2 separate regions of the Homo sapiens genome follow, and region 2 is linked to region 1. Evidence: chromatin contacts called from ENCODE Hi-C or POLR2A ChIA-PET data. All regions are on one chromosome and are shown on one strand. The core of a region is the stretch at or near the end of the contact, and the rest is flanking DNA. Distances in the headings are between cores, read along the strand shown.

What was found. A loop is a pair of places that touch in the nucleus more often than their neighbours do. ChIA-PET counts read pairs that join two places held with the same protein, here RNA polymerase II (POLR2A). Pooled maps may share reads with other maps.
Region 2: a loop to region 1 is called in a pooled map, with 6 times the contacts of the local background. The contact joins two enhancer-like sites. A Hi-C loop is called at or near these places in 1 of 168 maps with a recorded cell type or tissue (posterior cingulate gyrus) and 7 of 50 pooled maps. POLR2A ChIA-PET finds 5 or more read pairs at or near these places in 3 of 52 experiments (PC-3, WTC11 and endothelial cell of umbilical vein).

Annotation. Positions count from the first base shown.
Region 1 is chr6:42,517,243-42,522,739 of GRCh38, forward strand. No RefSeq gene overlaps it. Among named protein-coding and RNA genes, the nearest start is that of UBR2, 44 kb to the right of the region's middle. Within about 2 kb of position 3,854, at least 4 of the 41 ENCODE cell types and tissues checked have a DNase peak (open chromatin) inside an H3K27ac peak, as active enhancers do.
Region 2 is chr6:42,364,818-42,369,945 of GRCh38, forward strand. The region is part of intron 2 of TRERF1 (transcriptional regulating factor 1); the gene reads right to left. Among named protein-coding and RNA genes, the nearest start is that of TRERF1, 85 kb to the right of the region's middle. RefSeq lists an enhancer at 3,159-3,248. Within about 2 kb of position 2,959, at least 16 of the 41 ENCODE cell types and tissues checked have a DNase peak (open chromatin) inside an H3K27ac peak, as active enhancers do.

The sequences.
Region 1 (5,497 bases), core at 2,604-5,103:
AGATCCAAAGGAGAATTTGATAACTTCACAATCATAGTGGAAGATTTTAGTATTGCTTTATCAATATTTGATAGTAAAAAAGTGAGATTTTAAATAAAATATATACTTTTAAACATTTTAAATAAAAATCCAAAGTAAGCACAAATTGGCATTGAAGGTCTACAACCTCATGTACTGAGACATTTGTCATCTACCATGAGCTACTTTAGGGCAGGAACTGTGTCCTGTTTAGGATTGAATCTCCAGGGCCCAGCATGGGGCCTGACACTTTTTAGATTATCAATAAGTAAATACTTATACATTCTAAATAATAAGTGAATTCTAAATAAGTAGCTAAAGCATTAGTAAGTCTACAGAAGAATTAAATGGGCAGTTAAACAGTTTGAATTAATGGAGATGTATACAACTGTACCCAATAGCAAATAGAGCATACATATTTATTTCAAAAACATGAGAACAACTAAAATAGTCAACCATACAGTAACCATTAGACAATGAAAATTTTGCTGTCATCCAGTTGCAGGCGACTCTAACTGTAACTGATGTTTTCTTGCTATATAAGCAGTGAATTCAGATACTTTTAATGGTTCTTGCAAGTATAGTTATTTTATTTTCTGGGAAGTTGAGGAGGGGGCAACACTTCCTTCCTCCCATTCTTCATGCTGACAAGCTAATATCACTTCATAATCAGACAATAAAAACAAAAATCTTGATACAAGGACCTGACAGAACAGCAAGAAGCGATGTGGAACTCAATACAGCAGGTCCAAGAAGTGACTTAACAAAATCTCACAATCAGAGAATGTTAGAATTCAGCCCAAATCTCTGTATTGATCATCACCTTATTGAGAAGACGAGATATGAACTGTAAAATTATACTATACTGATTGTATAATAAACGGACATTCAGTTTTCAGCTCATATGTTGTTTCTATAAACTCCCCTGTCAAAAAGTGCATTCAAGTACATACTGCTATAGTTAGATATCTGGGTTGATTGAGCCCTATCTGATGATAGGCAGGACTCTCATGCCCAAGGAGATGAAATGAAATAGACATCAGTCTCATGGAAGATTTCTTCTTTTTTTATAACAGTTTTATTGAAATGTAATTCATACGCCATACAGTTCATCCATTTAAAATGTACGATATGATGTTTTTAGTATATTCACAGAGTTTTAAATCATCAACACAATCAATTTTAGAATATTTTCATTACCCCTGAAAGAAATTTTGTACCCATTTGTCCCATTAGCCATCATTCTTCATTGCCCACAACCCTAGGCAAACACTAATCTACTTTGCGTCTCTATAGATTTGCCTATTCTGCATATTTCATATAAATAGAATAATATACTATGTGGTCTTTGTGATTGGCTTCTTTCACTGAACATTTTCAAGGTTCATCCATGTTGCAGCAGGTATCAGTACTTCATTCCTTTTTATCAAATAATAGCCTGTTGTATAGATAATACCGCATGTTATTTATCCATTAATCAATTGATAGACATTTGAGTTGTTCCTACTTTTCAGCTATTATGAATAGTGTTGCTACAAGGAATTCCTGTATAAGTTCTTGTGGAGACATAGGTTTTCATTTCTTTGGGTTGTATAGCTAGTAGTGAAATTGCTGGGTCATATGATAAACCTATGTTTCACACTTTGAGGAAATGCCAGATTGTTTTCCAAAGCAGCTGCACCATTTGACATTCTCATCAGCAGTGCAGAGTTCCAATTTCCCCACATCCTTGTCAATATTTGTTATTATGTCTTTTTAAATTATAGCTATCCTATTTCATTGTGGTCTAAATATTGCTTTAATGGGAGCTTCTTATTCTTTTTCTGTTTCCTTTTTTTTTTTTTTTTTTTTTTTTTTTGAGACAGGATTTTGCTCTGTCACCCAGGCTGAAATACAGTGGTGTAATCACGGCTCACTGCAGCCTTGACCTGCAGGATTCAAGTGATCTTCCCACCTCAGCCTCCCAAATAACTGGGATTGCAGGCATGCACCACCACACATGGCTGACTTTGTTTTTTTTTTTTTTTGAGAAGGAGTCTCACTGTGTTGCCAGGCTGGAGTGCAGTGGTGCAATCTCGCCTCACTGCAACCTCCACCTCCCTCCGCCTCCTAGGTTCGAGTGGTTCTCCTGCCTCAGCCTCCGAGTAGCTAAGACCATAGGCACACGCCACCATGCCCAACTAATTTTTTTTTTTTTTTTAGTAGAGACGGTGTTTCACCATGTTGGCCAGGATGGTCTTGATCTCTTGACCTCGTGATCTACCCACCTTGGCCTCCCAAAGTGCTGGGATTACAAGTGTGAGCCACTGCACCAGCCCTCCTAGCTAATTTTTAAATTTTTTGTAGAGACTGGGTCTTGCTATATTGCTTAAACTGGTCTTGAACTCCTAGGCTCAAGCAATCCTCCTGCATCAAGCCTCCCAAAGTGCTGGAATTGCACGCATAAGACACTGTGCCAAGCCAATGGGGCTTCTTTCTGATTGAGTGTTCTGCAAAATAATTGAATGTTTTTAATTACTTTATATAATATGTACTTTATTAACTTTGTTTACTCACAAAAATAATCAGATTTGTTATATAAAAAGTGTTTGGTTTTCTACTACTGTATAACAAACTATCCCATAATGTAGGGGTTTAAAACAACAACCATTTTATTCTCTTGCTATTCTGTAGGTTGACTGGGCTCTGCTGGATGGTTCTTCTGCTCTATGTGATGTTGGCTGGGGCTGCAGTCACCTGGGAGTACTACTGTACAGGAAAATCCAAGCTATCTCTCTTACGTGTCTGGTACCTTGGCAGTGATGGCTGGAAGGCTGGACTCAGATGGGGTACTTGAGCCGCTAGGATTTTTTCTATTTCTACATAGTCTCAAGGCCTCTGTCTTTCCACATGGCCTTCCCAGCAGAGGAGGTGGACTTCATACCTGGCAGCACAGAGCTCCCAAAAGTGCAAAAAGGGAGACTTTGAGACTTTTCTAAGGCTTTGGCCTGGAACTGATGTAAGTATCACTTCTACCATGTTTTATTGGTTAAAGTGAATCTGGGCCAGTCTAGATTCCATGTGGGAGGGGACTACAGAATGGCAGGAGTCATAGGAGGCATGGATCCTTGGGGGCCACCTTTGGAGACTAGCTACCAGAAACAACACTATCAACAACAACAAAAGAAAACAACAACAACAAAAAATAGCCAGGCACATTGGTTCATGCCTGTAGTCCCAGCTACTCAGGAGACTGAGGTGGGAGGATCTCTCAAGCCTGGAAGATTGAGGCTGCAGTGAGCCACGATCATGCCACTGCATTCCAGCCTAAGTGACAGTGACACACTGTCTGAGAAAAACATTAAGGATAACTTTTGAGCACATTATTATTGTTAGTTATTGATTTTACCAAGAAACTAATGGATAGCATCTATTATGCCTGAATAAGGAGTTTTTGTGTCCTTTGCAATGCTGAAGACTGTTGTACACATCTCCTATTAGCTTGTTTTAAGCCAGAGCTTAATTTTTAATAATTCAGTGATGAATCTTATTTAATCTCTTAAACCTCTTGCCTAATTCTCTTTTACATTATGGGATTAAACACATTAAAAAGAAGATATGGCCAAACAATGACTCACTCTTCTTTCAACGAGATCCCCAAAGGCAGATAGACTAGAAGAAATGTGGCAGAAGTGAATGAAATACACAAGTCGAAACTCAGATATAAATCATCAGAGGCTCAGTCTATTGACTCCAACTTCCCCTTTCTTTCATGGCACAAAAATTAGTCTTAAAGGTTTGCAAATGCTACTCACTGCTGTACTTGCCACAAAATATTCCATATTGCGGCTGACATTACTAACTCACCGTCACAAACTATTTGCTTTGAGCTTTCTCTAACAGTAGGGAGAGGTCACACTGAGTCATCTACACTCTCACTCAGTCCCCTGAGAACCCTCAGGAGATTCATTTGCTTGATGGCTGGGCAGGATTAGCAATGTAGGGATGGTGGCTGTAGAGTGGGACCTTGGGCTGGTGGACCGTGTGCTCTTTGGGCCCAGGGCTGTATTAGGCTGAGGAGACTGAAGGAAGAGGCTGAACTCAGACTGGTTGAATGGAGCCCAATCAGGTCAATTTACTATACGGAACCCAGACATGGTGATATTGATGGAGCTCTGTGTTCTCACTCACTCACTTCCTGATTCTGCCTGGGCTGGTGAAGTGCATTGTGATGGGGTGGGGCTGGAAGGGTCCCTGCTCTGGGGCCACCTGTGTTTTGCTTCTTCTTAATAAGATCTGGAAAGTTCCCCCACTTTTACACTATGTTCCTTCCAATCACCAGCCTTGTGGGGAGGGTTGGGGAAATAAAATAGGAGCATCCCTTATGCCATGATTAAGGGGTGCTAAATAAAGCCCCCCTCTCTGAAAAAACCTGCCATATGGCTCAAGATACCTCCAGGACAACCTCCTTTGAGGCCAGGCATTGAAAGCAGCTGCAAAAAACCAAATGAAGTGGGGTACAATGGCACATGCCTGTAGTCCCAGCTACTCAGGAGGTTGAGGTGGGAGGATCACTTGAGTCCAGGAGTTCAAAGCTGTAGTGCTCTATGATTGCACCTGTCAGTAACCACTACTCTCTAGCCTAGGCAACATAGTGAGACGCCATCTCTAAAAAAAAAGAAAAAAAAGCAAATGAGGTTTGGGTGATCTTACATATACACCTATTCTCTGTCATTAACACTTTATCAATTCGGTTTATCAGACTTGCCCAGTGAAACATCTGAACTCTGGAAAAAGCACTCTAGACTGTATACTTTTACTGCAACCTCAGGTCCCAGATTTCAACCTTGAGAATTCTGCATATTTCTGCCAATGATAATTACAACTGTTGTACTGGAACTTTGTGTAGAAAGTATCAAAATACGATGATATCAAAATGAAACAGTCCATTCTTTACAGCCCACATTCCTTGGCTGGTTCAGAAGCTGCATTCTTTTTACTGTAAGAAAGCAAAAGCCAAACCAAAATTGGTGGGGGGTGGGGGGAGGGTGCATATTTAAAAACTGTGACCTCTCAGTGAGCTAAACCAGGACAGAAAAGTGAGAAGGATCATAAAGACTTCAGGGTAGGCCAAGTGCGGTGGCTCACACCTGTAATACCAGCACTTTGGGAGGCCAAGGCAGGCAGATTACTTGAGCTCAGGAGTTTGAGACCAGCCCGGGCAACATGGTGAAATCCCATCTCTACCAAAAATACAAAAAAATTAGCTGAGCATGGTGGTGCACATCTATAGTTCCAGCTACCTGGGAGGCTGAGATCAGAGGATCACTTGAACCTGGGAGGCAAAGGTTGCAGTGAGTCAAGATTGTGCCACTGCATTACAGCCTGGATGGCAGAGTGAGACCCCATTTCAAAAAAAAAAAAAAGCAGATTATATGGTGTAAGTTCATGTCTTTGTACATGTGCCCACCTCCCTGTTCCCACTCCTCCTTTTTTTCCA
Region 2 (5,128 bases), core at 1,709-4,208, 150 kb before region 1:
AGGAGAAAAGAGAAGGTAAGGCTGAGGGGTGTGAAGGGCTGAGGAAGTTGCTGCTGCAGGACTGAGGCGTGAGGTCCCAGGGGCCGCAGGAAGCATGGGGATCCCTGTCCAGGGAGAGGGTTCTCTCTGGCCAGGAGGAAGGATGTCTCTTTCTCTGAGTGCAAGGAAACCAGGTGGGAACGAGCCCAGATGCAGGTCAGCACACAGGAGGGCAGGTGGGAACCTGAGTGGGCTCGCCGTGGAGTAATATTTTCAGTGAACACAGAAGCCAGGTTGTCTCCTGAGTGGTGAAGGGCAGACAGGAGAGGAGGCTGGGGTGCACGTCCCACTGTGGGTATCAAGTGCGGGCGTGGCCCTGAAACCCAGCACCTCCTGACGTTTCTGCCCTAGGTGGCTTACTCTCTCACCCTAGTCCACACCCTGACTGGAGACAGCCAGCTGCTGGCCAGTATCCCAGAGGGCCCTGCTCTAGCCAGAGGCCGTGGTTTCGTAGAGGCACAATCTGCATGGATGTGGGGTTTTCTGTGACAGCCCTCAGTAGCCAGGGTTTAGGAGGAGAAGTTCCTAAAGCTGAATTCAAAGGCCCCAAGCAGTTCCATCTCTTTCTGTGAAGGCTTCATCATTCTCCCGGGCTCCCAGACTCAGAACCTCATACTCCACTCCCCTAATCCCTCCCAGTCACAAAACCATGCCTCTTCCCGCATGAGAAGATTCATTATTCCTTGAGCACCTACTAAGTGCTGGGTGTGTTACAAGTTAAAATCCTCAAACAAGAGTCCTGTGAAGTGTTTTTAGCCTCTATCTATAGATGACAAAACAGGTTGAAAGAGATGAAGTAATTTGCTCAAGGGCACACAGGTAGCAAGTGGCAGAGCTAAGATTTGAAACCTTCCACTTCCCTCTCGTCTTTTCTACATACACTACCACCACCCTAGTCCAAGTCCTCAACATTTCATTCCTAACTCTTGACATGATAAATGTCTCCTAAGTTACCTCCCAGCACTGCCCATTTACAGTTCACAAATCGAGACGGATCTTCTTACAGCATTGCATTTACTAATCCCGGCTCCATGCTTTGGCTTTGGAGGCTCCTCAATACAGGAACATTCCAAGCTCCACAGCCATCCCTTGGGATCCTTCATAAATGGTGCACATCTCCTTCTTCAATCTTGTTTCCCATGCGTACCTCTGCTCACCCCATCTGTAATCCCCTGCCCAGTCCATGCACCCCGTCAAGGTCCTAACACCCAGCACATTCCTCCCCTGCAGCTCTGCCCTCTGGCCACCCAGCTCCAGCCCTCTCCTGCAGTCTGCTGGGTGGCACCAACCCAGCTTACCAAGCTCTCCTGGCTCTTCTGAGCTCACTGCATCTAGCTTCTCTGGGCAAGAGCTCCCTGTGCCCATGTGGACTGCCAGCTTCTTGAGGGCAATGAATCGTGTATTGACAATGCTTGCAACTGCCCGCTGCTCAACACAGTGTCTCAGTTATTTGATCCACAGAACAATTCTGATGCTCAGGTGATATGATTCCAGAAGTTTTTCAGAAAATGTAGGAGAACCAAGATGGCCAAGTGAAGAGACACAGGGCCTTCTTGAAGCTGGGAGGCATACCTATTCTTCCTGTGCAGGAGGCACCAGAGTCCGGCACCTCCTAACATCCACTCTAACGGGGAGGAGGATGGCTGGGTTTGGCTCCTCCCTCCTCTTCCTGCACCTGCATATTCAAGGTCTTGGTGTCCTTCCTTTACCACCCTTTCACATGCTTTTGTAGACATAGATAGATATACTCTCTTCTTCCTTCTTCAAGGGAGAGCTTGAAATGTGAGAAATCCAGCTGTGTGGAGAAGCTCATGGTGACTGGCAGAACAGTCAGGACTGGGCAACCAGAAGCAGGAAAAAGAATATTCTATTTTGGGAAATGAGGAGCTGGACTGATCCACTTCGATCACCAGCTATGGACCACCATCTAACAATTCTGGGATTCCCAGAGCCACAAGAGGGAGATGCCTGGGAAAGGTGAAAATCAGCAAAACACTCAAGGGCCATCTGATCACCCCAGGCAGACAGGCAGATCTGGGTAACATGGGGCTGAGAGAAAACCACAGGTTTCAAGGGGATGCTGTCACCAAGATGCCCCATAAGAAATCAGGATCTGCCCAAACCAGGGGCAACCAAAGGGGCATTGTACTCCTCAGGACTTAGCTGAAGTCACAGGAGCACTGGAGTCAGGCCTGCGATCAAATCCTGACCTCGTCAGCCAGGTCAGCCTTCACCTCTTGGAGGCTGGCTCTGCATGAGTGACTGTGAGGCCTAAATAAAATTAAGTGTATAGAAGTATAATATCTAGCACAGGCCTGGCCTTACATAAGGGGCACACTCAGTGTTGCTCCCCTCCCCCTTTCCAGCCTTCAGACCTCACAGCTCTCTCCACTCTTACTAACAGAAACAAGCACAGAGGCCACAGAGCATTTCCCAGCAAGAAGGTTTGCAAAGAAGGATGGCAGAAGTCCGCAAAGAAACAAACAGGCCACCCCACTGCTGGTAAGAGAGAAGCACCGGACCTCGGTGAATGCCCGGGTTTCAAAACACACAAAGCTCCGAGCCTCTGATTGTACCTAAACAGGAAGTTTGTGACAAACTTAGAAAACACGCATGCACAATGGCAAGAGGCTGCACGCCACTGAGAAAAGATGAAATCCGGCCCTGCTGGGGGCTCTGTGTGGAGGAGAGGCGTGCAGAGCCAACACTCCCACCGCACCAAGATCTTCCTGGCTGTAGGGAGGCACCCTTACCCTGGGCTTCTCCTCACCCCAAGCATGGGAGGGATTTGGGCCAAAATGTGTGGAGCTGCTCTGGTTTCCAAAGCCAGGCTCTGCTCACCCCCTCCTGCTCTCTCTCCCACCCCTACCCACTCAGGCATCTAGGACATCAGGTACTCCCAACAGCTGGCAGGGGCCTGGTGACTGAGGTGTATAGCAGGGGACCATTTTTCAGCTGGGAGATCTTAGCACAGAAAGGGGAAGTGACACACAGAGGTCCCGCAGAGCTCCCATCCCCGATCTGATCTCCATCTGGCTGCCCGGCCAGCGTCTGTATCATCGGGCCCTTTAGCATTCCACAATGGGGTCCTCAGCTGCCATCTCCTTCCACTTTGACACCCTGCCTGGCCCTAACATTTTTACTTGCATTGCTCACACCAGTATGGGGCTCGATAACTTCAGTTCACTTATCTGAAAGTGCAGGCAAATGTGGACACAATCTGTGTCTCATCTCAAGTAGAGGACAAACTTGGGAGATTGTTCACAATCTCCCAAGTGCCCGTGGAATGGGCCCTGCATCCAGGCAGTATACTTGGTGGCTGTGCTCCAGTAAATACTCGGTAGATTAATACACAACATCAATACCTTCCTATTGTACCTCCCCAACCAGGTTATGTCCCACTTGTCTCTGAGTCACCCTCAGCAAGGACAGGTCCCTCTACCCCTCCTGAGTGGAGGGCCCAGCTGTAAACTCAGTCTCCTGATGGTTGGCTCCTCGGCGCCCCCACACAGCACCTCCCGCAGTGGTTTCCTCGCCCCCCCAAGTTAGGTTCCTTTTTAAAAAAATGACTCATTTAGGAAGAGACAAAACCAAGAACTTCAATGGTAAAGATAAAACAGCAAGCACCAAGACTCTAAACACCTCCCACTCCATGTAGAATTTAGATCCGATAAAGCTTCCCCAAACTGGACCTCCTAATTTGGAACTTACGGTATACACAATTCTTCTAGCAAAGACACTTCCAGTAATGTCTCAATGTTTCAGCGTCTTCTTTACAAATAGAGATGGCCCCAGGACTCCAGGCAGTAGTTTTTTCAAAATGAGGGAATGAGAAATTAAAGATTAAAGTCCACGCTTTGGACTTCTGGGTCAAAAAAGTAATTATTTGATGTTTTACTACATTTATGATTCTAATTTATTGATTGCAGGACATAGGCATTATATCACAGGCCTAATGAGAATTATGGGGAGTTTTTTAGTTAAAAAATGACTTCTTGGTATGTAAGAAGTTTATGACATTTGTGCACAGTATCTGAAAGGAATGAAATTATATGATACAATACAGAGAATAGTAACATTTTAGGGCTAAAATGAGCAATTAAGATGACCCGAATCCAGGGGTTCCCAATGTTAGCTGCATTTCTGAAAAAAATTCCCAGGCTCCCCAAGATTCTGACACATTCAGTCTGGAGTGGGGCTCTGACATCAACTGTTTCCTTTTATAAGTTTCCCAGTGATTTTAATGTGCCTACAGGGTTGAGAACTGCTTATCTGCAGATAAGAAGGCTGGGATCTAAAAAAAACTGAGGAGGCCAGGCACGGTGGCTCACATCTATGATCCTAGCACTTTGGGAGGCCAAGGCGGGTGGATCACTTGAGGTCAAGAGCTCCAGACCAGCCTGGCCAACATGGTGAAACCCCGTCTCTACTAAAAATACAAAAGTTAGCCAGCATGGTGGCAGGTGCCACCCAGCTACTCAGGAAGCTGAGGCATGAGAATCGCTTGAACCTGGGAGGCAGAGGTTGCAATGAGCCAAGATCAAGCCACTGCACTCCAACCTGGGCAACAGAGCGAGACTCCAACTCAAAAAATATGAACAAACAAACAAACAAACTGAGGAGTCCAAAACTGCATAGTCAGTCAGACCCAAAACCAGAACTGAATCTAAAATCTGCACCCCCACCCAGTCCGGTTCTACACGTTTGCTCAGGTTTTTGGTATTCACAGATTTGCTAAAACTTTTTTTTTAAACAAACAAACAAAAGAGGGGACTAACTAGGGCTGCCAACTTTTGTTTTGTCAAGCAAAGGTATTTTACAAATATCTACCAGTTATCATACTATTACCACTTCCTGATGTGTCTCTTGTCTATTTGCATACCTGCTGCCCTCTCTGGCCCAGTCTCCACCCAGGAGGTAAAATTTCACAATATCTGGCCCCGCCCACTGTTGCATTCACCTTCACTCACCCTGCTCCTTATGACAAATCCAATCAAAACCCAGGCCTAAAAACTTCTCCGTCTCCTCCTTCTCTAACTCCAGTTTCTGAAAGTCTCTTCTGTAACCACAAACTACTTCCCAGTCCCTC